Linked DNA regions of Homo sapiens: regions 1 and 2 are each linked to region 3. Evidence: chromatin loops called from intact Hi-C (ENCODE). Cell type or tissue: heart left ventricle. All regions are shown on one strand.

Evidence for each region. Peaks named below come from ENCODE experiments on the same cell type or tissue, not always from the same donor. Only the 100,000 strongest peaks of a DNase experiment are listed, where the experiment ranks them.
Region 1: a loop joins it to region 3, with 2.2 times the contacts of the local background. A loop is called at or near these places in 19 of 110 quality-filtered maps.
Region 2: a loop joins it to region 3, with 2.7 times the contacts of the local background. A loop is called at or near these places in 26 of 110 quality-filtered maps.

The regions. Positions count from the first base shown.
Region 1 is chr20:54,646,582-54,654,581 of GRCh38, forward strand. It overlaps DOK5 (docking protein 5), which reads left to right. Exons shown (of 8, transcript NM_018431.5): 8 at 3,834-4,588. The coding sequence ends at 3,898. Among named protein-coding and RNA genes, the nearest start is that of DOK5, 170 kb to the left of the region's middle. In heart left ventricle, CTCF peaks have their summits at 433 (motif pointing left), 633 and 3,048 (motif pointing right); a DNase peak (open chromatin) is centred at 3,050.
Region 2 is chr20:54,627,809-54,635,808 of GRCh38, forward strand. The region is part of intron 6 of DOK5 (docking protein 5); the gene reads left to right. Among named protein-coding and RNA genes, the nearest start is that of DOK5, 160 kb to the left of the region's middle. In heart left ventricle, no CTCF peak of the experiment used is centred here; no DNase peak of the experiment used is centred here.
Region 3 is chr20:54,471,168-54,479,167 of GRCh38, forward strand. DOK5 (docking protein 5) reads left to right here and starts at 4,426. Exons shown (of 8, transcript NM_018431.5): 1 at 4,426-4,845. The coding sequence starts at 4,780. In heart left ventricle, a CTCF peak has its summit at 4,467; a DNase peak (open chromatin) is centred at 4,604; H3K4me3 peaks cover 3,058 bases; H3K27ac peaks cover 1,776 bases.

The DNA.
Region 1 (8,000 bases), 180 kb after region 3:
AATAATAAGTATTGAAGATTTAAAAGATGTTCACAGAGTACCTAAAATTATCTTGCTTATCAAAAGTGGCTATTTAAACAAGTACATTTAAAAAAAAAGTTTTATTCTTCTACCTATACTACCTACCTTCCCTCTCCCCTACTTTTCATACCCCTTAGAAAAAGGAAATAGGATTGGGAAAAGTTAATGACTTGGGGGCCTGGGGTGTGCCATATGATGAAGTTACAGAGCCTTTAATTTCTTCTTGTTTTGCTGATGATTATGGGTTGTAATTCCTCTGGCCAATTCACCTACATTGATGAATTTCAGGCTTTTTTTTTTTTTTTCTGGCAAATCTGGAGGTTAAGGTTGGAAATCATACAGACCCTTAAGGAGGAATTTAACAAATTGGTTTGAGAATAATGGTCATTTTCTTCAAATGTAGTCTTCGAGAGCCCCCTGCTGGTTGATTTGGGAATTATCATTTTACTACAGTTTTTGGTGGGGAAAGGGAGGTGGCTGGTTTTGACACGTGCCACACAAGACATACCTAATCTACCTTCACTGCTTCTCCCACGTCGTTTTAAAATTTTCATAGAAATTCTCTTCTATGATTATGCAGATACAAAATCAACATTGGAAGTAGGTTTATAATGAAAACTGTCTGGGCGTGGTGGCTCACACCTGTAATCACAGCACTTTGGGAGGCCGAGTTGGGTGGATCTCCTGAGATCTCGAGTTCAAGACAAGCTTGGCCAACATGGTGAAACCCCACCTCTACTAAAAATACAAAAATTAGCTGGGCATGGTGGCGGGCGCCTGTAATTCCAGCTACTCGGAAAGCTGAGGTGGGAGAATCGCTTGAACCCAGGAGGCAGAGGTTGCAGTGAGCCATGATCATGCCACTGCACTCCTGCCTGGGCAACAAGAGTGAAACTCTGTCTCAGTTAAAAAAAAAAAAAACAAAAAAACTATGGAAGAAACTTACAGAAGCAATCAACAAGTTTATGTTGAATACTATTCACTGGATTCTTTTAGGAATGCATTGGATAAAATAACAGCAGTTACATCAGTAGCATTTCCCAAATTATGTTCCTTGGAAAGCTAACTCTGGTAGACAGCACCTTTCCCCTAAGAAAGGTTACTGTGGTCAAACGCGTCTGGGGGAAATGCTACATGTTAAGTTCTCATGGAGAGTCAGAAAACAAATCAATAATTTCAGGGCTCTGAGATGCCCTGCAATGAAAAACCTGATTAAACTTGTTTAAACCAAAGCTCTGCACATCTATTTGGACATGAAACTTCTTTTCCTTCTTGTTATATGAATAAGCATTCACGTGCCACCAGTGCAGTGCTGAAATCTCAGATTTCATCATTACGAGGGAGACAAGCCATATTCAATGGGGTCTTTCTAAAAGCTACTCTTTCTGAGGACCTACTGTGTACCAGCTTTCCGCTGGGACCTAACATACATGATCTCATTTAGATCCCAAAACAGCTGCCCGAAAGGGTATTTTATTCTCATTTGCTGTTAGGAAACTGAGAATTTGAAGGGTTATTAATGGGTCCAAGACTACCTATCTAGTAAGTAACAAAGATTTTAAGGTTTTTCTCTCTCATTCTTCCATCCATCCATTCTTTGTTTACTCAGTAAACGTTTATTGAGCATCTAGTTTAGGCCAAGCGCTGTGCTAGATGACAGACATACCTGGGACTCCTAGGCAGGGATATTCCTTCCCTCTCGGAGCTTATAATCTAATGGAGAGTCACAATCCATAATCAAGCAGACATAGTTAATTTCAGATTTGGTATATGGAACAGTGGAAAAGAAAGTTTTTATGATAAAGAAAGTGAGGCAGAGCTGTTGGTTTTGAGAAGATGCTGACAAAGGGACTTCTTGAGATGGGGTAGTCAGTGGAAGCCCCTGCAACACCCCAAGACCTTAAGTCTAAAAGAGGCAGCCATACCGAGAGCCAGGGGAAGGCATTCTCCATAGAGAGGTCAGCAAATGCAAAGGCCCTGAGTCAGAAATGAGCTGCGGGCATTCAAAGATCAGGAAGGAGCCAGTGTGGCTGGTGCCTAAGGGACATAAAGAGACAGCCGGGGTGGTGAATACAGGTAATCAAGACTTGCTTATTCTAAGTGTGAGGGGAAGCATTAGAGGGTCCTCAGCATGGCAGTGTCAGATTTAATCGATATTTTCATTCAAGGGATTGCAAGAGAACAGGAGAGGAAGTGGGAGACTAGCCCCAAGGCCGTTGCACATGAGCACCGGAGTGTCTGGCCTCAGTACAATGTTCCTCTAACTCTCTCACCTCCTTCTCAAAGTTATCATCTCAGCAATCTTTACCCTTAGGCCAAGGTGCTTCATTGCTCCAGTGTTTTCCGAACTCTTCTGTGGGAATTGCCTTGGAAGATAGCATCACTGTTTCAAAACAAAAACAAGAAAAACTAGGCACCTATATCATAGATCGGACCTAAGATAATTTGAGGAAATCAAAGAGTGGCACTAAACAGTTGTGTCACTGAACCAGGCGTCTTCCATGTAGCCTTATGGGGTTCTCCTGACAACCATGGGAGTTGGTGAGAGTGGGACTATGGTCTCCATTTCAATGACTGAAGAAACAGAGACCTTTGGAGGTTAAGGTCTTACTCCAGGCCACATGGCTGGTGGATGTAGGCGAGACCCCCTCCCTACAAAAAATCCAAGAATTAGTCACGTGTGGTGGCACACACCTGTGGTCCCAGTTACTTGGGAGGCTGAGGTGGGAGGATCACCTGAGCTCAAGAGGTTGAGGCTGCAGTGAGCTGAGATCACGCCACTGCACTGCAGCCGGGGCGAAAAAAAATACATACAAATAAAATAAAATAAAATAAAAACAACATTGTTTTGAATGTGTGTGGGTGGGGCGGACATGCTCCACTGGCTGCAATCCTGTTTCTTGTGCCTGCTTGATCCACACATTTACTCACCAAGGCTGCGGAAGTTTGTTCCAAAGGCTTTGCGGTGAGTCCTGAGATCTTCACCTAGCCGTGTACATTTCTTTGCTTGCGGTAACCGTTGGCCAGCAGGTGGCAGTAGAACCTCTAGTTTTTGTTAAATCAGGGACGCATTATCTACAGGGATTGGCAAACAATGGCTTGTGAGCCAGATCCAGCCTGCTGACTATTTTCATTAATAAAGCATTATTAGGACGACATTCATTACATATTAACTGTGGCTGCTTTTGTGCTACAGGCAGCAGGGCTCAGTAGTCGCAATGAGACCATATGGTCTGCAAAACCTAAAATATTTAGTGTCTGGCTCTTTCTAGAAAATGCTTGACAACCCTTATATTATTAATATGTCACAAAGGGGGCTAATAGGGATCTTGTGTGTTGCCTTCTTGACTTTTTAAACTCTGTTTGGTCTGAAATCTAAACCTGAAATAATAAAGGCTAAATGAATTTTAGGAAGTTCTCCTTAACATTTACAAGATTACCAAAGTATAAGCATAAGACTGCCTTATTGCTGCTCAGGTTTCCAGAATATTCTAGCTAAAAGTTTCCATAGTTCTGTTTCTATCTCATTTCTCCTGAATACCCTGGATATGGGGATTGATGCAGATGAAAAATTAAGGAAGAAAATAATTGCTAATGGACTGACCATGGCTCAGCCCAAAGGCCACATGCAAATGATACGTAAATCATGCAATCTCTGTGACTCATTTACATATCATCCTGAGAGGCCTTTGGAAAAAATTCTGCCTTAAGTACATTTACTTATTTCTGTTATAGAGAAAGTTGTTGCCACCTAATTTGATTGTGGGCTTTCTTGAAATGTAACTGTTGATTTTAAATTCTTTTTGGAAAAGATGTTTCCAGCCCTCTGAAGCTTCATCGAACAGAGACTTTTCCAGCCTACAGATCTGAGCACTGACAGTAACTGCCAAGAATTGTTAACACACTTGTGATGTGTCAGCCACAGATTCACCCAGGAGGTCACAGAATGACAGCAAGGGAAATGACGACCAAGAGAAGAAGCTTAAAGTCCTGGCTAATTGTGTGGTCATTGGAAAACTCTGCAATACAATAATTTTCTTTATTTTCTTTTTCTTTTTTAAATTCTTAGTGTAATTGAAACGTGCTCTATAGATATTGACTCTGTGTTCCCTCTTTTACAGCTGGACAGAAAGAAGTCAATGTCACGAAATGATTTTCTATTGTAGATACTTTGTCCCTTGCACTTCTCTGAATCTGTCCTTTTGTGGATTCTTGTGATTTTCCTTCCAAGTGTTTCAGTTGTATGACAGTCAGTATTGACAATAAAATGGCTTTTAATTATTTGTTATTTGTTTACACCCTATTCCTCAGTTATTATTACTGTGGTTCTGATTAACTACTGGAAATTATATTTGATTATATCACCAATTAGTTAAATCAGTGCTTCGACTCACTCTTATCTGTTCTGTTCAAAACTATTTGTTCAAAGAACCCGTTAGTGTTGTTTACAGGGTTACAGTTTCTCTCACATGCTTTCCTCACCCCTTTACCCCCCTTTTTGAAAGCCTTTATTTTGTTCGGAGTCTCTTCATAAAACATTTGAAAATAAAAGATCATTCTTCACCCATATGTTCTTTGGATTCTGGCAACATGTTTTTCTCTATCCTAGGTATTTCTGAAGGGTGTGTGGACATTTTGCATGTGAGCTGTGAGTGTATTGTGTGTTGTGTCTAATATGAATCCAACCATTCACGCATTTGCTCACTCATTCATTAATGTGGTCTGTATTGAGCATCTATGAGTTTCCGGCACTGTACTGGAGTTCAGGGATGTAGAAATCAAAAGACAGTCTTTGTTGCCAAAGACCTTAATTCCAGAAGAGTGCCACAAGAAAATCAAGTTGGAAATATCATACAGTGACACCTGCCAAATGGGCCCCCAGTGGCCATGAACTTCTAAAGAGAAGGTCAGTGCTGGATGTGAGTTGAATTTTGTGAGCACCTAAAGTTAGAGTTCCTCTAAAGCTGCAGAGCAAGCAGGGATGGCGCCTGCCTGGTTCACTACTCTTTGCCAGATAAAATACAGGATACCCAATTAAATTTGAACTTCAGATAAGCAATGCATAGTTTTATAGATCTGAGTTAGCTGGGATTTCCTAGCACACTGCTGCTCAGGATATGTTTTTTAAGCGGTTGAGAAATACTGGGGAAAGGATTGAATTCAACTAACAATTAATTAGTAGATTAGGGTATATAAATTGTTTAGTGCTAATGGCTTCCCCGAAATGCATGTGTGTTCTCTCTGGGTTCTCTGTAGCTACTTTTCACACAATTTTAGCTGATCCTACTTCTCTCAGGGGTCTTCATTTTTGTCTTTTAAAAATTTGGTTTGCCAGGCACATTTGATAATTACTTCACTGTTCATTTTCCTGACTTTATCTGGTTCTTATTTATTTTCTTTCTCTAAGACTGTCTCATCAGAGATTCTCCATGATTCCCAGGGCCTTGGCAGCCAATGGGAGAATTACGTTGAAGAAGTAGATAAAGGAAATGGAATTAAAGAAATAATTATAATTTTAATGAAGTTAAAATTACTGAAGCAAGCCTCAAGCTAATGAGTGTGAAAAGAAATGTTGCTGAATGTAGGTAACTAGAAGTGAGAACCTCTTTGAGGATTTTTAAGAAAAGAAACGTATTGACAGAAAAGAGCATTCGATTCGGTTATGCTATCAGCTTTTATTTATGGCCGGGCACAACGCTAAGTGCTTTTGTGGTATTATCTCAATCGCCCCAATAGCTCCATGAGGTAAGTATAATTATCTTCATTTTACAGACGGGGAAACCGAGCTCAAGGAATCTAAATGATGTAATTAATATGCCCAAGATCTTTTACCTATTAAATGATAGATTCATGTTTGAACTCAGGTAATCTGATTCCTAAATCTGCTTTGTAAATCCCTAAGGCTGGCTTCCTTAGGGGAAAGCAAACTTATTCTGTAAAGAGTTGAGATGCAAATATTTTAGGCTTTCTGGGTCATATGGTCTCTGTTGCCTTCCGGTGCAAAAGCAACCATAGACTGTTTTGTATTTTGTTTTGTTTTGTTTTTTGAGATGGAGTCTCGTTCTGTTATCCAGGCTGGAGTGCAGTGGCACCATCTCGGCTCACTGCAGCCTCCCTCTCCCAGGTTCAAGCAATTCTCCTGCCTCAGCCTCCTGAGTAGCTGGGATTACGGGCACGTGCCACCACGCCCGGCTAATTTTTTTGTGTGTATTTTTAGTAGAGATGGGGTTTCACCATGTTGGCCAAGCTGGTCTTGAACTCCTGACCTCAAGTGATCCGCCTGTCTCGGCCTCCCAAAGTGCTGGGATTACAGGTGTGAGCCACCGTGCCCAGCCTGCTTTTAACATAGATAAACAGATAGGCATGGCTATTTCAATTAAACTTTATTCACAAATACAAGTGGCAGAGTTGACTCTTATTTCTGGATCCCCTGCTCTAAAATAAAAACCTCAAATGCTATCTTATATTAATTTCACAGTTTCAGGTAGAAAACATAAGAAATTTAAATACTTTACTATCTGGCCTTAAATAAGGGGAGTGATAATTTGAAGTGATTTCGATTTTTTTCTAAATCCCTACCTCAAGTAGTGAACATAGTGTGAGAAAGTTTTTCAAAGCTGTGGTGGATTTTTACCTAATGCACACTAAATTCTAAAGCATTCGTGGTAACTTGCAAATAAACTGGGGTCTGGAGGCTAAACTATGATGTTTCTGTTTTAATTACATATTAGAAAAAGCAACTTTTTTCTTTTGGTGGGAGGTGAGGATGGGGGAGCAGGGAAGTAAATCTCATATTCCTCTTTGCATCCTCAACTCTGTTAAAAATATCTTTTTTTTTACCCAGTTTAAGGCAGGATATTGCAGTAGTGATTAAAATGCTCTCAAGGAAGACTGCTTGAGTTTCTGAAATTTATTCATTCATTTTCCAAGTACTTATTTAACAGTATATATGGGTATGCCAGGATGTATACAGGAAAAGTGTGTTTGCCTTCACCATGCCTGATCCACAGACTCAATTTGTAAGCCAATTGCTCAGGAAACAGAAAAACTAACAAGAACATACATTTGTATGAGAAGACATTTTATTATTTCTTCTTTGGGCAATCTTGACTTTTGAGAAAGAGAATACTTTATGAGCTTGAAATACTGTATAAACTATATTAAAGAAAATCTTTCCTTTGGTCCTGGAAAAAAACACATAGATGTTCAGATTTCCATTAAGACAGCAAACTGGAAATTTCCCTTTGATATTCAGGTTTTAAATTCTGTAGATTAAATACTGGGCAAAGGTAAGTCTGCCCATCTTCTCATGAAAATCAACAGTTGGCTGATTTCACTGCAAACTCATTGGATCAATCTGTTGTGATTTGATTCAGCCAAGGCAGGACCAAGTGATAATCTTTTGCCTGGATCTGCACTAAATAAAGTACCATCACCCACACTCCCCTCTCTAAGCTAGCAGTTCTTAAATGTTGGCAAAGACACTTATTCACTAGATCTAGGGTGGAGTCCATAAATTTACATTTTCGATCAGTGTTTCTAGGTAACTCCAGTGCAGGTTTTGGTAAATGGCATAAAATCTCATTTTAAGAAAGCTCAAGGAGACAGAAATGCAGGGAGTACCCATCAGGTAAGACTTGAGGCACCTGGAGGCAATTGACAATGCGCTTTTATCCAAGACACCTGTGAAAAGTCAGGTGGTAGAGCCAAGCCAGTGCCTCCATTCGAGTGGGCTGCCCAAGACGCTTCCCTTGTCAGGAGATGCAGAATTCTGGCACACAGGTAAAGACGCGATTCCGTACCTGGGATAACACACAGGAAGGGGAGATGTGCTGTAATTGCAGCTCCAGAGGTGGGATTCCAGGAGGCATTTTCAACGTCGCTGCAATAGTTTCTTTGTTGCTATAACAACTAATAAGGAGACTTGGTTTGACCTTCTTTGTTTCTCTGAGATGCCTGAAGTTTGAGGCCTTCCCACA
Region 2 (8,000 bases), 160 kb after region 3:
CGCTAGACCAGGTAACATGCTTTCAGAACCGATGCTCTGGAGTGAATTTCAGGATCTGGCCCCTTAGTCCTGAGAAGAACAAAAAGATGTATAGTCTCAAGAAGTGTGACCGTCTCAAGAAGAAACAAGGGATGGAATGGGAGCTACAGAAATCATAGCATGCACCTTGTGCTTCTCCACCCTTCATGATACAACGGTTCACAGTGAGACATACTCACTGATCAGTAATCACATCCTGTGCTGAGAACAGAGTCAATTCAGGCATACTTTTCTACTTGTTTCATCACATCGGCGCTAGCCAGCTTTTAGTGTGTGTTAGCACTATATGTTCACAAGGTTGCGAGTGTTTAGGGAAACAAGAACAAGTTGTAAGTGATTATGTTCTCTCATTGGAGAAAATTGGATCCTGTTAAGAATTCATTCTTCCTTCTCTACTAAAAATACAAAAAAATTAGCCCGGCGTGGTGGCGGGCGCCTGTAGTCCCAGCTACTCTGGAGGCTGAGGCAGGAGAATGGCGTGAACCCGGGAGGCGGAGCTTGCAGTGAGCCGAGATCGCGCCACTGCACTCCAGCCTGGGCGACAGAGCGAGACTCCGTCTCAAAAAAAAAAAAAAAAAAAAAAAAAAAAAAAAAAAAAGAATTCATTCTTCCTGTAACACAAAGAGGAATGCAGCAAATCCAGCAGATGGAGGAAAGAGGAGGAACCAGAACTGATGCACAGGACTCTGTCTGTATGCCCTAAGAATGACTTACTCTTCTCATCAGCACGTGGTTGCCCCACGATTATCACAAAACTTGTTCAATAACATCTGCATCTCTGTTCCAGAGGAACTGGTTACTGCCACTTAGCATAGCAATTAGTATATTACGCAGTTTGTATCGATTAAATGAACCTGCTCCGTCAAGCAGAACGAGCCCCCCAAAATGCAGCTAATGTGTTTTTCTCAATAAATTATGCCCCTCACCAAACCATACAAGATGCATTTGTGAGAACTTTAGGAAGGTATTTTATAAACCTCAGAAATACCGACTTTTCAGACTTGGTAAATAGATTACACACTGCACAAGCACATTTTTTATTTTTAATGTCTTTTAGAAAATGGATTATCTATGATCATCATTCTTTTTTAAGGGAGACCATTTGGTCTGAGTCTTGTAGAAATGCAGGGAACATTTTAAGATTGAGTTAAAAGCATACTTAATATTCATGAAATATTTTGAATACTTCTTTCTAGAGACTCAAAATTATGTTTGGTTTCTTTGAGGACTCTGCTGCTCTCCTTTGAATTTCCCCTGGTTTTCATTTTCTAGTGTCATTTGGAGAAAAACAAAAGGGTTGGGGATAGTGCTGGGGGCAGGACTTATAAAACCACAGTGTATGAAGTGGGAAGATATTTCCTCTTTATAAGATTGCGCTTAGAGGAGTAATGCACTTAACATATCCCTCAGTGCCTCATCCACAGATACAGAGTCCTTGAAACCGGTGAATAGAATACTGTGCAAGTGAGCGAGGAAGCTGTGATTTATTTTGAGATGCATTAATTTCAAAATAAAGCACTTGGATTAAAAGATTCTATTGGTAACATGATATAAAATATAAACAGTGCAAAAGAACATACTCTATAAAACAAGTCTCTGTCCCATCGTCCCAGACACCCAGTTTACATTCTCTGAAGCACTTTACCAGATTCCTTTGAATCTTTCCAGAATATAAATTGTTTAATAGATATAAAACATATTTATGAATACATTCATTCATTCTACACATATAAGTACCTGTTCTCTGTAAGGCCTTGTTCCAAGAAGCAGGAGTACAACAGAGAACAAGAACTAGTCTTTGTCCTCAAGGAGTTTACTACATTGCTGTGGGTGGAGAAGACAATCAACAATCAATATATAAATATATATCAAGAACTGATAGTTGCTATGAAGAAGACAACAGTGTAAGACAGAGAGAATGACCGGGAATGGTCACTCTGGTAAAGTGATACCCAGGCAGACAGCCATTCCTAAGGGCCAGGTGCTTCAGGCCCAGGAGCCTTTAAGTGCCAAAGCCCTGAGGCAGTCTGTGCTTTGCGTGTGCATGTGCAAAGAGGTTGGTGATTCTGGAGCAGCTGAAATGAGGAGAAGAGCATAGCAGGTGAATTCTGAAAGGAACTGTGAGTCGGGTCCTGTCAGACCCTGTAGCTATGAGCTATGGATTTTCCTTGGGGAGAGTTGCGTAGTCATTGGAGGGTTTTGAGAAAGGGTGATATGCTAAGTTTGCTTTCGAATTGATCACCCTGGAAGCTGTTTGGAAACGACTGGGGGTGCCCAGAGCAAGGGTACGAGCAAGAAGATGAGTTAAACGCTACTGCAGTCATCTGAGTATCTAGGTGAGCATCGGGGTACGGACCAAGGTGGTGGTGATGGAGGTGAGGGAAAGTGGTGGATCCTGGGTATATTTTTGAAGATTGGACCAATAGGATTTGCTGATACATAAGAAGTCTTATAGAGTAGAGGAGATAGTCAATCTCAAGATTGTAGTTGTTTCTGTGTGTGTTTTAACCAGAACAACATGTAGAATGGAGGAAACCTGTACTCGGAAGGGGAAGAGGTTGAGGGGAGAGGAGTATGAGGAGCGACAGTTCAGGACATGTTAAACGGGAGATGCCTACCGGTCATCCGGGTGGGAGTGGGAAATAGTCTCCTTAATACACAACTCTGAGATTTGGGGGAGAGATAAGGGTTGCTGATTTCCAACTGGGAATTGTCAGGTTGTAGATAGATGGTATTTAAACCCGCCTGAATGACAAGCTGTCTCTGTGAATCTGTTTAGATTAATAATTCCCTTCCTTGTTTTTACGATCGTTTCATATCACTGCACAAAGATTTACCTTTTCTCTTCTTATTGGCTACAGATTAGTCTGTTACACAATAATGTGAAGGTAAGACTTCTCTGTGTAAGAATAAAAATGAAATTGCCAACTCATCTACTTTTTTGATATAGCAGCAACATAAGCAATTTTTGAGTCAGTCTAAAATCTATTGTAATATGCAAATTAAAATGAAATTCTAATATTCATTTAAAAACCGGTTATCAGAACAGTCTTCAATATAGTAGGTCCCAGGATGAAAATTGTGGTCAGCAGGAAAAAAAAATATTACAGAGGAGATTGGGTCAGAATTTAATTTTACTGTCTCATCTGGTAAATTAAACAGTGGTTAGGGAAATGAACAAACAAAGTATGATAGAGCCAAAGGATGGACTAAGATCCAGACATTGAAATGATGCTGTAGAAGACAGTATTTAGGAATGTTAGGATATGTTCATAATATACTAAATGACAAAAGAAAATGGCATGAGAATACGTACGCTATCCAATTTGTGTTAAATATACATTATGTATGTGCCTTTTAAAAAATATTGGCCCTGGCAACATGGCAAAACTCCATCTCTACAAAAAATACAAAAATTAGCCAGGCATAGTGGCACATGCCTGTAGTCCCAGCTACTTGTCGGGGGGCTGAGGTGGGAGGATAACTGGAGCCCAAGAGACTGAGGCTGCAGTGAGCCATGTTTTGCCACTGCACTCCAGCCTGGGCAACAAAGTGAGACCCTGTCAAAAAAATAAAGAAAGAGAAGAAAGGAAAGAAAGGAAGGAAGGAAGGGAGGGAGAGAAGGAGAGAGGGAGGGAGGCAGGCAGCCAGCCAGGCTATCTGGCTGGGAGAAAATATACCAATATGTCAAAAGTGGTTTTTATTTCCTTGTTTTGTTTTTCTGGGTAATGGATACGGGTTGATTTAAAATCTACCTTATATGTTTTCCTGTATTTTATGAACATAATAAAAAATATAGCAAAAGGAAGAACATAATTTATTACATGTTAAAAAATGTGTAATAGGCCAGGCGCAGTGGCTCACACCTGTAATCCCAGCACTTTGGGAGGCCGAGGTGGGCGGATCACAAGGTCAAGAGATCGAGACCATCCTGGCCAGCATGGTGAAACCCCGCCTGTAGTAAAAATACAAAAATTAGCTGGGCATTGTGGCACGTGCCTGTAGTCCCAGCTACTGGGGAGGCTGAGGCAGGAGAATCGCTTGAACCCGGGAGGCAGAGGTTGCAGTGAGCCAAGATTGCACCATTGCACTCCAGCCTGGCAACAGAGCAAGACTCCGTCTCAAAAACAAAACAAAACAACAACAACAAAATGGTAATGGGTAATAAATATCACAAAAACATGGACCCCTCCCCGCTTTTTGGTGCCAGGCAAAATACTACCAGACCCAAAGATAGAGCTGTCTTGGAGACTGTAAACTCCCTGCAGGGGTCGTGGCTGAATGTGAGGGCTTAGAGCTTTTTTGCTTTTTTCTTGTTCCTGCAATGGTTCCATGCCTATAGTAACATCTTAACTCAGGCTTGTTCCTTGGATTCATTGTACACTCACTGAAACCAGGTGATTCAATGTATTCTCTAAGCATATTATTTGGTGGTTTTATGTATGGCTTTTTGTCGTTGTTGCCTAAAAATATTTTAAGGTTTCTGCCCTCAAGCTAGAAAAACAGTCCAATATCAGATATTTAGATTTGAAAAGAAAATATGAATGCTTCTATTATGACCTTGTTCAGAAATTCTTGTTAAAGACAGTATCATGATATAGAGCTAATTCTAAATATTGGCAATAACCATGGAACTCCACAATAAATTATGCGTGGCCTAAGAATTAGCTGCAAAGCGAGAACTATTTTCTCTCTTTTTTACTGACCAGATATTGAGGACTAAGGGAGATTAAATAATGAGCCTAGGGTCATGCAGCTATTAGTGGCAGATTCTAGACTTTAACTCAGATTTTGTGACTTTCACGTGGGCTCTTACCACCGTGGAAAATTTCCCAGAATGATTGTTCTAAAGGTAATAAATAGCACAGGACAGTAATTCTCAAAGCATGGTTCCTAAATCATTAAGATCAAAACCATCTGGGAACTTGTTACAAAATACAAATTCCTGGCCGGGAGCAGTGGCTCACACCTGGAATCCCAGCACTTTGGGAGGCCAAGGCGGGTGGAGCACCTGAGGTCAGGAGTTTGAGACCAGCCTGGCCAACATGGTAAAACCTCATCTCCACTAAAAATACAGAAATTAGCCAGGCGTGGTGGTGCGTCCCTGTAATCCCAGCTTCTCCTGAGGCAGGAGAATCGCTTGAACCCGGGAGGTAGAGGTTGCAGTGAGCTGAGATCGCGCCATTGCACTGCAGCCTGGGTGACAAGAGCAAAACTCCATCTCAAAAACAAAACAAAACAAAACAAAAAACAAAAAAAACAAATGCCTGGGCTCCACCCTTGGAAATTCTAGGAGTGGGGCCAGGAATCTGCATTTGAACAAACCCTCCAGGTAATGCTTCTGCTTGCCGTTGGATAGCTGAACTGCTGACCCAGGGCCCAGAAAGCATAGGGAGATCATGTTTTCAAATATTATTTTCACAAGAGAATAAGTAGGCAGAACCCAAAGATATTGTTCAGGAAGCCACCTGGAGAATGGCAGTGAATGTGGAGGGTAGTGTAGATGAGAGCCGAGATTTCAGCAGAATGAGAAAAGCAGGTATTCAGAGGCTGGCTTCACTTGGAATGTGGTTTTATTCTTTCTCTCTTGGACTGAGATGTCCCTTCTGACTCAACTTTGCCCATGTTTTGTGCTTGAAATATTGATAGAAAATTAGTTGGGTTACATATATGAAACGGAAGATATGATTAGAATTGGAAGTTTCTCAGGTTGAGAATGTGTTCAGGCGTGGATGTGGCTTCTGACTCAGCTGAATCTTATCAAGACAGTGTCTTTATTCAGTCGCTTTAGGGCCCAGGTTGAATGAAAGGAAAATTACAATACGATTTGCATATGCAGAGTTGTTATTGGCAAAGACCCCACTTGAGTTATTAATACTTTAAGGAGCAACCTGATGAAAATTTAAGAGCTTGATGAGGATGGAATTAGGTATTGAGGTACTGATCTTTTTGCCATAGTGAAGATTTGTGCTCGTTTCTGAATGAATCCAGACTGATGTCACAAAGACGGCATATGGTACTCATGATTGACTGTCGCAGAAAACAATTACATCCTGTCGTGCTGTTCAATTTTGCAAAACACAATGCTCTACCATAAAAACAGTTGGATTCCAGAGAAGGACAATATGGTGCAGTATTGAGGCTAAGACCTGCCACTGCTCTGCACTCCTGGTCTCAGACTCATGAAAGAAGTGCACCAGCAGCAAGTCAGTGTCAGCGAAACCAAATGAGGAACTGGGAAACCAGAAATGCATTTGGCAGGTATGGCAGACAGTTGTTTTTCTTTTCTCAGTGACAAGCTATGCGCAGTGGTCCGGTCATTAGAATCTTTTTCTCTCCCAAGAGGGCTGATAGAATTTTCTCACCATTATGAGGAAAGGGCCTTGGCAATCAGCCCTTCACTCACTGTGAGTATTGGGAAGTTTTTACAAGGCTTTTACTGTGCTGTTAATGACAATAATGACGGCAGGGTGGGGGCGGGGGCAGGGGACCATGCTTCAGCCAGTTGTCGGTCAGGTCTTCATTCAATGTTACTTTTTCTGGGGCTGCTTGACCAGAAGTAGCCACTCAACTAATTCATCATATCATGCTTTTTTTTTTTTTTTTTTTTTTGAGATGGAGTCTCCCTCTGTCACCCAGGCTGGAGTGCAGTGGTGCGATCTCGGCTCACTACAAGCTCTGCCTCCCGAGTTCACGCCATTCTCTTGCCTCAGCCTCCTGAGTAGCTGGGACTACAGGCGCCCGCCACCATGCCCGGCTAATTTTTTGTATTTTTAGTAGAGATGAGGTTTCACCGTGTTAGCCAGGATGGTCTCGATCTCCTGACCTCGTGATCCTCCTGCCTCGGCCTCCCAAAGTGCCGGGATTAATATCATGCTTTTAAAATAATCTTCAGGGCATATACTACTATCTGCTTTTTTTTTTTTGGTAACAGGTTTATTGAGATATGAACATACCACACGTACCATACCATATACATGTACCCTTTCAAACTGTACAATTTAATGGTTTTAATGTAGTCAGGTTTGTGAAACTATCACAATTGATTCCAAAACATTTTCATCACCCTAAGAAGAAACCCCACCTCCTTTAGCTATCACCCCTGGATACCAAAAATAAAATTCTAAGCTCTTCAGCCAACTGGAAGAACTCCTGTTCTCTGCTAAGGACATTCAAAAGTTAACCTGAAAAACCAGTTCAGCCCATGATGGGAAGTGGGGGTCAGACATGCCTCATGATACCCTCCTCCCTTTGGAGTTCAGGCAAAACTGACCAGCATTAACATTAAAACAGAGACCTCAAGACTGACAAAACAGACTCTTTGTAGGAGTAAGATACTAACATGAGAGATAGCAGGCCCTGAAAGACATTTAAGTATTTTACTCCAAAATATATTATTTGACATATTTTGAAATGACCCTGCAAAGCTGTCTCTTGTGGGGAAAATCTGTATTCTGTAGAGAATCTTCTTCCCTTTTCAGGTGTTTTCTCTGATCCAGGAGAGAATTAACTAAGAGTCTGGTGCCCTTTTAATTCTGATAGGATATATTTACCATCTCTTCTCTCTGAAGCCTGGCACCTGAAGGCTTCATCTGCATCATAAAAACCTTGGTCTCCACAACCCCTTACCTTAACTCAGATACTCCTTTCTGTTAATTCCAGGCCTTTCGATAAATTCCTTCAACCAATTGCCAATCAGAAAATTTTTGAATCTACCTATGACCTGGAAGCCCCCATTTGGAGTTGTCTCACCTATCTGGATCAAACCAATGTTCATCTTATATGTATTGATTGATGTCTTATGTCTCCCTAAAACATATAAAACCAAGCTGTAGCCCAACCACCTTGGGCAGATGTTCTCAGGATCTTGTGGGGCTTTGTCAATGGGCTATGGTCACTCATATTTAGCTCAGAATAAATCTTCTCAAATATTTTTGACAGTACCCTCTAGGCCTCAGCAA
Region 3 (8,000 bases):
GTTCTATCTCTAGATCTGTCTCTGGTTCTTCTTTCTTCACTTTATTCTCAGCCAGTCTCTCATTTTGGAGGCAAGATGGTCAGGGCTAGCTGAAAGCTGTTAGGAGTAGGGCCCTCATGTTTTCATCTGTTTACTGTAGGGAAGACTTTGATTGGCTCTTCTAGGTCACATGCTCATCCCTGTGCCAATGCCAGGTGAGGCACGCAGAATGCCCAGCCTTGATCAGCTGTCCAGCCTGTGGTGAGAGTGACTGGGGCTGCACTCAGCACTCACGCCACGAGAATCACTCATTGTTGGGACTGGTGTAGCAATTCCCAAACAACAGAGGTGGATCAGTTGGCTGCGGTTGCTTTTACTTCTGTTGGTCCATAGCGTTATGGAAATGCCACAGAAAATTTTGGAATTTTCTCAAGTCATCTGAGCCTTACACATGTATCTGTACCCAATTTAGTTGCGATTCTTTGGGCTTCAAGTCACAGTATGGTGCCTTAGGCTGGACTCCTTTAGTGGTAAGTGACAGAATATCTTAGTTTGGGCTGGTTTAAGCGAAAATGGGAATTTTTTAGCTTGTGCAATTAAATAGTCTAGGAGTGGCACTGGTGAGGTAGAGCGTGCTAATGGACCTGCCCATTATGGATTCATTTTGTTCTTTCAGTAACAGACCATGCCCAGATGAAAACTTCATTCTCCATTTTCCTGTGGAGCCAGCTGTGGCCATGTGACAAAACACTGGTCCACGCGATGCAAGAAAAAGAGATGTTTGACACATCTGGATCATATTTTTATTAGAAGGTTATTTTCCCTCCATGTTTTCTTCCCACTTCCTGGGAAATGAGAGGGTGTTGCTTTGTTTTCATGCTACTAATAAAGACATACCTGAGACTGGATAATTTATAAAGGAAAGAGGTTTAATAGACTCACAGTTCCACATGTCTGGGGAGGCCTCACAGTCATGGCAGAAGACAAAGGAGAAACTAAGTTATGTCTTACATGGCAGCAGGCAAGAGAGCTTGTGTAGGGGAACTCCTGCCTTTACAAAACCATCAGATCTCATGAAACTTACTTGCTACCACAAGAATAGAATGGGGGAAACCACTGCCACGATTCAATTATCTCCACCTTGCCCCACCCTTGACACGTGGGGATTATTATAATTCAAGGTGAGATTTGGGTAGGGACACAGAAAAACTGTATCAGACAATGACTAGACTCAAGGATGAAAAACCGTGTCCTGAGGTGCCAGAGTTGAACCACAAGCTTGGATCCCTGGGCATCCTTATAGGACTAAGTGTCCTACTTGCCCAGGATAAACTGTTACATGAAAAATAAATAAACTTTTATGCATCTTAAATCATTATATTTTGGGGTCTAATTGTTACAAAATCTTCAAATCTACTTAAATAACTTCCTGGGGTGCTGGAAGAGGGGTTCAAATCAGATCGTCGGGATCTGGTTTGCTTCTCTTTATGTCTTGGTTCTGCTCCTTTAGCGTGGCCTTCACTCTTCGATAAGCCCTCCCCTGGGGTTTCACCATTTGTGCCAGCAGCTCCTGGGCCTCTTCCATCCAGATTCCATTTCAGCTGGAGTGTGAGTCTTCCTCCCAGTATTCAGTAAAAGTAACCCAATTCATTATTAATTGGCCAGCTTAGGTCATGTGCCCATATCTGAACCAATCACCAACCACTAGTTGTCCAAAGAAAGGCCATGGACAGGGCTGCACACGTGAGCTGGAAACAGGGGTGAGTACACTCAGTGAAAATGGTGACTACTATGGGAAGAACAAACTCTGGATGCTGAGGAAACAAACAGAAATGCATACTACAAATAAGAAGCTCTAAATATTCAAAAATTGAGTTCAAAACACGGAACGAAATAGTATTTTTTCTTGTCAGACATTTCCAGTAAAACTAAATCATGTGTGATAGTATATTTGTTCGGCAGCATATGGTTAGGCAAGTTGTGCACTGTAGAACTCTATAAGCACCCCTTACATTGCCTACCTCTGTGAATGGTTCTTTTCCATTTCTTTTTCTTTTTTTAATGTTTTTTTTTTTTTTTTTTTTTTTTGAGACAGAGTTTCGATCTTGTTGCCCAGGCTGAAGTGCAATGGTGCAATCTTGGCTCACCTCCACCTCCCAGGTTCAAGTGATTCTCCTGCTTCAGCCTTCCAGGTAGCTGGGATTACAGGCACGCACCACCACACATAGCTAATTTTGTATTTTTGGTAGAAACGGGGTTTCTCCATGTTGGTCAGGCTGGTCTCGAACTCCCAACCTCAGGTGATCCACCCACCTCGGCCTCCCAAAAAATTACAGGGATTACAGGCGTAAGCCACTGTGCCCAGTCTCTTTGCTCTTGCTGCCAGGGCTTGTATTGCACAATTTGGACAAGTGTAAATGTCCTATGAATAGTATATCACAGTCTGTACGTTTTGCATGTATGTCAATTGGATTTCACCAAACAAAACCATATATTGGATTCAGTCTTGCAATTTAAAAAAGAAATCATTTGTTCCTTCACGTCTAGTTTGATATTTTCTGGTTTGATTCTAGTTTCCTCAGCTCCAGTTAAATTATCTATGGATGTTGATTATAGTCAGCATTAACTATCAAGGGATGGATTTCTCGCCTTCAGTTTTTGTCAGTAATTATTTCCGTTATTGTGGGCCCTTCATTTCAAGCTCCTTATGCCTTAATTTCTTCATTTTTTGTTTCTATAATACTGTGGACTTGGTCTATAAATGATGTGTTAGATAAATGCCTTCCATGAACACCTCTATTTTACAGCAACCATGGGCAGCATTTTTTTTTTTAAGTTCCAATCCTTCAAAAGGAGCTCTCCAAATGATTTTACCATTTCATCTCTTTTGGTGAGAGATTTAAAATTAAAACATCATTTTCCATAGAATGGCAACATGAAGACAGATGGTTTACTATGTAGCAAAAATAGTTCTCCCTGCCAGAATATCTCCTTTTTGATTGTCCCCATTTAGTCTCGGTTCTCCTATGACACATTCTTGGAGGTTTCTGTTCTTTAACTGAAACTCATCAAGCCAAGGTGACTAAAAGCTAATGTTCCCAGTGAGAATGGGAAGATTCATATCGTCTTAGAGTTGAAAGACCTGTGGATGTCATCAGGTCAAACAATCCACTACTAACTGAATCCTCTTCTCAATGGCTCTGAGCAGTGATCTCTAGCTTTAGCTTTGTCGCTTCCCAGTGAGTAAGAATTTTTGTCTAATTTCTGATGATTATCTTTGCCTTTGTGAATAGTGCAAATGATTAGAAAGATCTTCCTTGGAAATCAACTAGTAACCTCTCTTTCTGTGAGATCCTCTCTTCAGAAGAGGAATAGGAGAATGTTTAGGAGCAGAGCTGGGCACTACACACACCTCCCTTCAATCCTAGCTCTGATAGTGGCCAGCTGTGAGACCTTAGCAAGTCTGTAAAATGTGGATGCTGGTGCCTAATTCATTATTCCCTTAACAAGATTAGCACAATGCCCAGCACACTGGTGCTCAATGTGTGTTAGCAATTATCAATCAAGTATGCTTTAGGGAGGTAATGCAGTCAGGGGCAGGTGAGTGTGAAATTCAGTCCCCTTCTTCATCTTATTGTATAGGCAGTATCTCATAATGGCAATGAGAGCTCTATTGCCAGGCTAAGGAGGCTTAATTAAATATGGGCCTGGTGTATACATTAACAGGGCACCTACCTCAAAAAGTGCAGGGGAGTTTGAATGAGTCAATCCATGCAAAAGGCTTGGAGAGTGCCTGGCACCTAGGTGGCCATCTTGATAACCACAAGGATTTACTGAGCACTTGCTCTGGGGTCAGGCTTTGGGGACAGACAGTGATGAGGCCAAGTCTCAGCCCCCTGGGAAACACATTCCGGCGGGAAAGAGGCTGAAACAGGGAAACTGTGGCAAATGATACCAGCGAGGGCTAGGTCCCTGACACAAGGAAACCCAAGGAAGCATTTGGCTTAAGCGGTGACAATATCCCTCTCCTCAGATGCCAAGGTCAAGGCGAGCCGCGGCAACACCATCTCCCCAGACACACACGCAAAATCGGCCCTTCTCGGGGAAAGGGCAGGGGCTGAAGGGGGAGGCGGGGTGGGCGGCGGCTGGAAAAAAGTGAAATTTCCTCTCCTCCTAAAATAAGTCATTGGAGCGAGGAGAGCGAGCGCTATCTCAGTAGGCTGTGGGCGAGGTGCGGGGGTGGCGGGGGCACGCTCCGGGTCCGCCAGGAGGGGAGGGATCGGAAGGGGAAGCGGGGAGGGAAAGGTGGGTGGGAGGCGCGGGGAGCGTTCCAGGGCGGCTGCTCACGGGTGGCCGCAGCCCAGTGCTGGGACTCGCGCGGCTCCTCCTCTTAGCCCCCCACCCCTTCCTCCTCTTTCCTCCTCCTCCTTCCTCCTCCTCCTCCTCCTTCTTCTCCTCCTTCTCGGCCGGGAGGAGGCAGGGCTGGATCCCTCAGCCGCCGCCGCTCCTCCTCCTGGCAGGCCGGCCGCGGAGTCAGCTGACGCCGGCGCTCCAGCCTCGCCTCCCCGCGCCGCGCTCTGCGCTCCCCGAAAGTGGCTGCAAGCCGGCCGCCCACTGTCAGGGTTGGGGGGACAGAGAAAGTGATGTGCGCCTTCTAAAGCCTCGCCCAGCGCCGCCGAAGCAGCTTCACCTCTCCAACTTTCTCCCACCGACTGCTTGTCTTGACCCTGCCCTCCACCCTCCCCAGAGCCACTTCGGGTGCGCGCTCTTGGGTAAAGGGGGGGTCACCGGCTGTCTGGGATGGCTTCCAATTTTAATGACATAGTGAAGCAAGGGTACGTGAGGATCCGGAGCAGACGCCTCGGGGTGAGTATCGATCCTCTCCGTGTTGCTGTTCGCCGGTTCGATTGTCTCTCTCTTGAGCCAGCATCCCTGGAGGGTGGACGGAGAGTCCCCGGCCGCGCGCCGGAGAATTGCGCGGTGGCTTTCTCAGCCGAAACCCGCGTCTCCGGGGCTGTCACTGTAAGGCCAGCGTCTAGGTATGTAATGGATCTATCTTTATCTCTTGGATGACTTGGCTTTCTGATGGTGGCCGCGTGTTGGGCTTCAGTAGCCCCTGGAGCCCATCTACTCGAAATAAATATTTCTCGGTAGCCATGGAAGTTGGAGCTGAGAAGCCCGGGCGGGGGTGCCTGCCGGATGCCCCCGGTTCCCCTCTTTTCCCACTCGCCGCCAACTTAACTTTTCCGGGGGATGGATCGGCTGGTTGAGAAAGAGGACACGCATACTCGGTGTGAACGAGGTCACGAACCCTCTGACCCCAGGGAGAGATTTCTGCCAAGCGTAAGGTGTCTTTGGATCCCCCCACCTCTGTCCCAGGTGTCGTGTCAAAGGCGGTGCGGGCTGGCCTCTGGTCGGGGCCAACTTGGGTAGATACTTGAATCTGGATTTTCCGTGGTTCGAAGCCGGGGTGGTGGATTTCTGTTGCTGGAATACACCCTGGAGGTCCACGGAAGGGTTATTTACGTGGAACCTGATACCTGGCATAGCGCAAGTGCTCCCTACATATGTCCTGAAAGGAAGAATGAATGAATCTTAGGGCACTTGGGACAGATGTTGACACAGGCTAGCTCCTTCCTTAAAACTCCCTCTCTTTCGCCCCTTTCTCTCTTGGCTCTTCGCTGGAGGAGGCTTCAAAAGAGAACCTACCCTTCCTCTCCTTGGGACTGAATGATGGTGGAAGAATTCTTGAGGGAGAGGGAAGATACTGGAACGATTTTTTTATTTCCTAAAAATTTCAAACTAGGTCCCTCATTTCTCTTTGCCTCCTATCAAGTGTTGTCGCTGTTTTAGTTGATCCTGTGCGTTTGGACATAAGGGGTGAAAAGTGGGGGTGGAGAGGTGGCGGGGGCGGGGGGAGAAAATATCCTTTGGTGTAATGCCTGAAATAAGTATAATGTCAGTAATCGTGTGGAATGCCGCCATTGATAATGAGTGGTAAATTGAATAGCTTTCTTTAGAAATATGTGTCATTTGGCATCTTTCTCTTACTTGGTCTTTGGACTGTTTTAATGTGCCAGATACTTTTACTGAAAACTGAAAAGAAATTTCACAGTAGTAAACTCAGCTAGGGAGGGAAGCCCTGTGGGGAGGAACATCCGCAATTATTATAAAACTCTTGCCTAATTCGTTTTGGTCTTTTTCTTTTCTTTTTCTCCCCTGCTGGTGACCATGTTTTAGCGATTATGTCCTGTGTTATTGTGAATATATACATATGTAATTAGGGAGAAATGTAACAGAATTCACCATTTCCATCAGCTCTGCCAAAGTTTCCTTGGTTTTCTTTTCTGCTATGCAAATATTCTCATCTTCAAGAGCACCCATTGTTGGGGGTACTTTACTGAGTGACTCCCATGTAAGGGGCAAACAATAATGGGAACTTTCTATTTTTGGTATGCTTATAGGCTGGCCAAGTGTTACAATTTTAAGGGGAGTTAAGTTAAAAAAAAAAAAAACCCAGCATTCTAATTTAGCTTTACTCCATCATGTCAATGGAAGGAATTGGTATGAGACATCCATTCTGTGTTAGGGAGCATTCCAATGGGAAGAGGACATGCATTATTAATGCACAAAATATGAATTATTCATAAGGATCAGAGTTTATGCCAAATTGTGACACATGGTAATTTATTTGAAAAACTGGTTACCATCACTTTCTTGTTTGTGGTAACTGAGATTATTTTTTCTAGATTATTACAATTGACACAACATAGCCCTATGTGTGTGCCAACATTTATGGACAGATATTTGAAGCAGAAGGAACAGAAATATTTAGTTTGTATTTGTTTTATGTTTTACAGCATTTTGGATGCTAATGAGCAGTATACTTTCTCAAGATTTATTCTTTTTGTCTGTGTTCACGTTCAGACTTCAGAATATCTATTGAATTATGGTTATTGCTCATGGAGAGAAAAGGTCAAAAATATGATCAAGTAAATCTGGTCTTATTTGTTAGCATTGGTTTTCTCACCAGTTAATTTTTAAAATATTCTTATGGTATGATTTACAAAAGAGGCTGATTACATAGTTGCCAGAACACAGTGCAAACCAAAGTTTTAATGGAGGCTGCAAATATTGGTGAAGGATGCTGTACGGAATTGGCATGGGGACCCTATGTCCACAGTAAGGAATGTTAGCGGTATTAATCTAGGCTACATATAGTCTAGAACAGCATGCGACATGTATCTTCTAGGAATATGTGCCAGTCTCAAAGAGAGGTAGGGCATTTATTTTGTCTAGCACAGAGTAGACACTTGGTAAGTTCATGTTGAAATATGTGCTGAACTATATAGTGCATGGATGGTCTTGCCATTTATAACCTTTAGGAACTAATACAACAGCATTTATTAATGGAATCCAGACCATGTTTGGGACGGTTTATAATTAAATACAAAAACATTTCATGGTAAGCAGCTGTTCCTGGTGCCAAGGAATAAATGCTTCTTCAGATTTGGAGAAAGAGGAGAAGGGAACGCATTCTGCTTCTATTGCTTGTTGACCTTTGACCTTTCTTGGCCTCAGTTTCCTAGTCTGTACAATGAACACTATTTAATGTTCTTGGGAGCATTAAAGAAGATATTTGTGAAAATGCAATGAAAGTCTAGAACATTGATTCTGCTTGTATCATTTTCTTTAATCAAAGATGAGTTAGGATTGGTAGACGGATATAGGAATTATCTATTTCCTTCTCTTTCTATGTAGAAGTGTACAAAGGCATAAATGTTTATGCAGCTCCAGATTTTTTCAATGGATGAAACTTTTACAAATTATATACATATATGTGTATGTGTGTGTATTTTTATACATAGGAATAAATATATACATACAACCTATGTACATATTGTATAATATATAATATACGTATATTTATATATGTGATTTTTTAACAGGACAGGAAACATTCTAAAAACATTCCCATTCAAATGGGTCACAGATAAGTGGTCACCTTCATTTGAAATCCT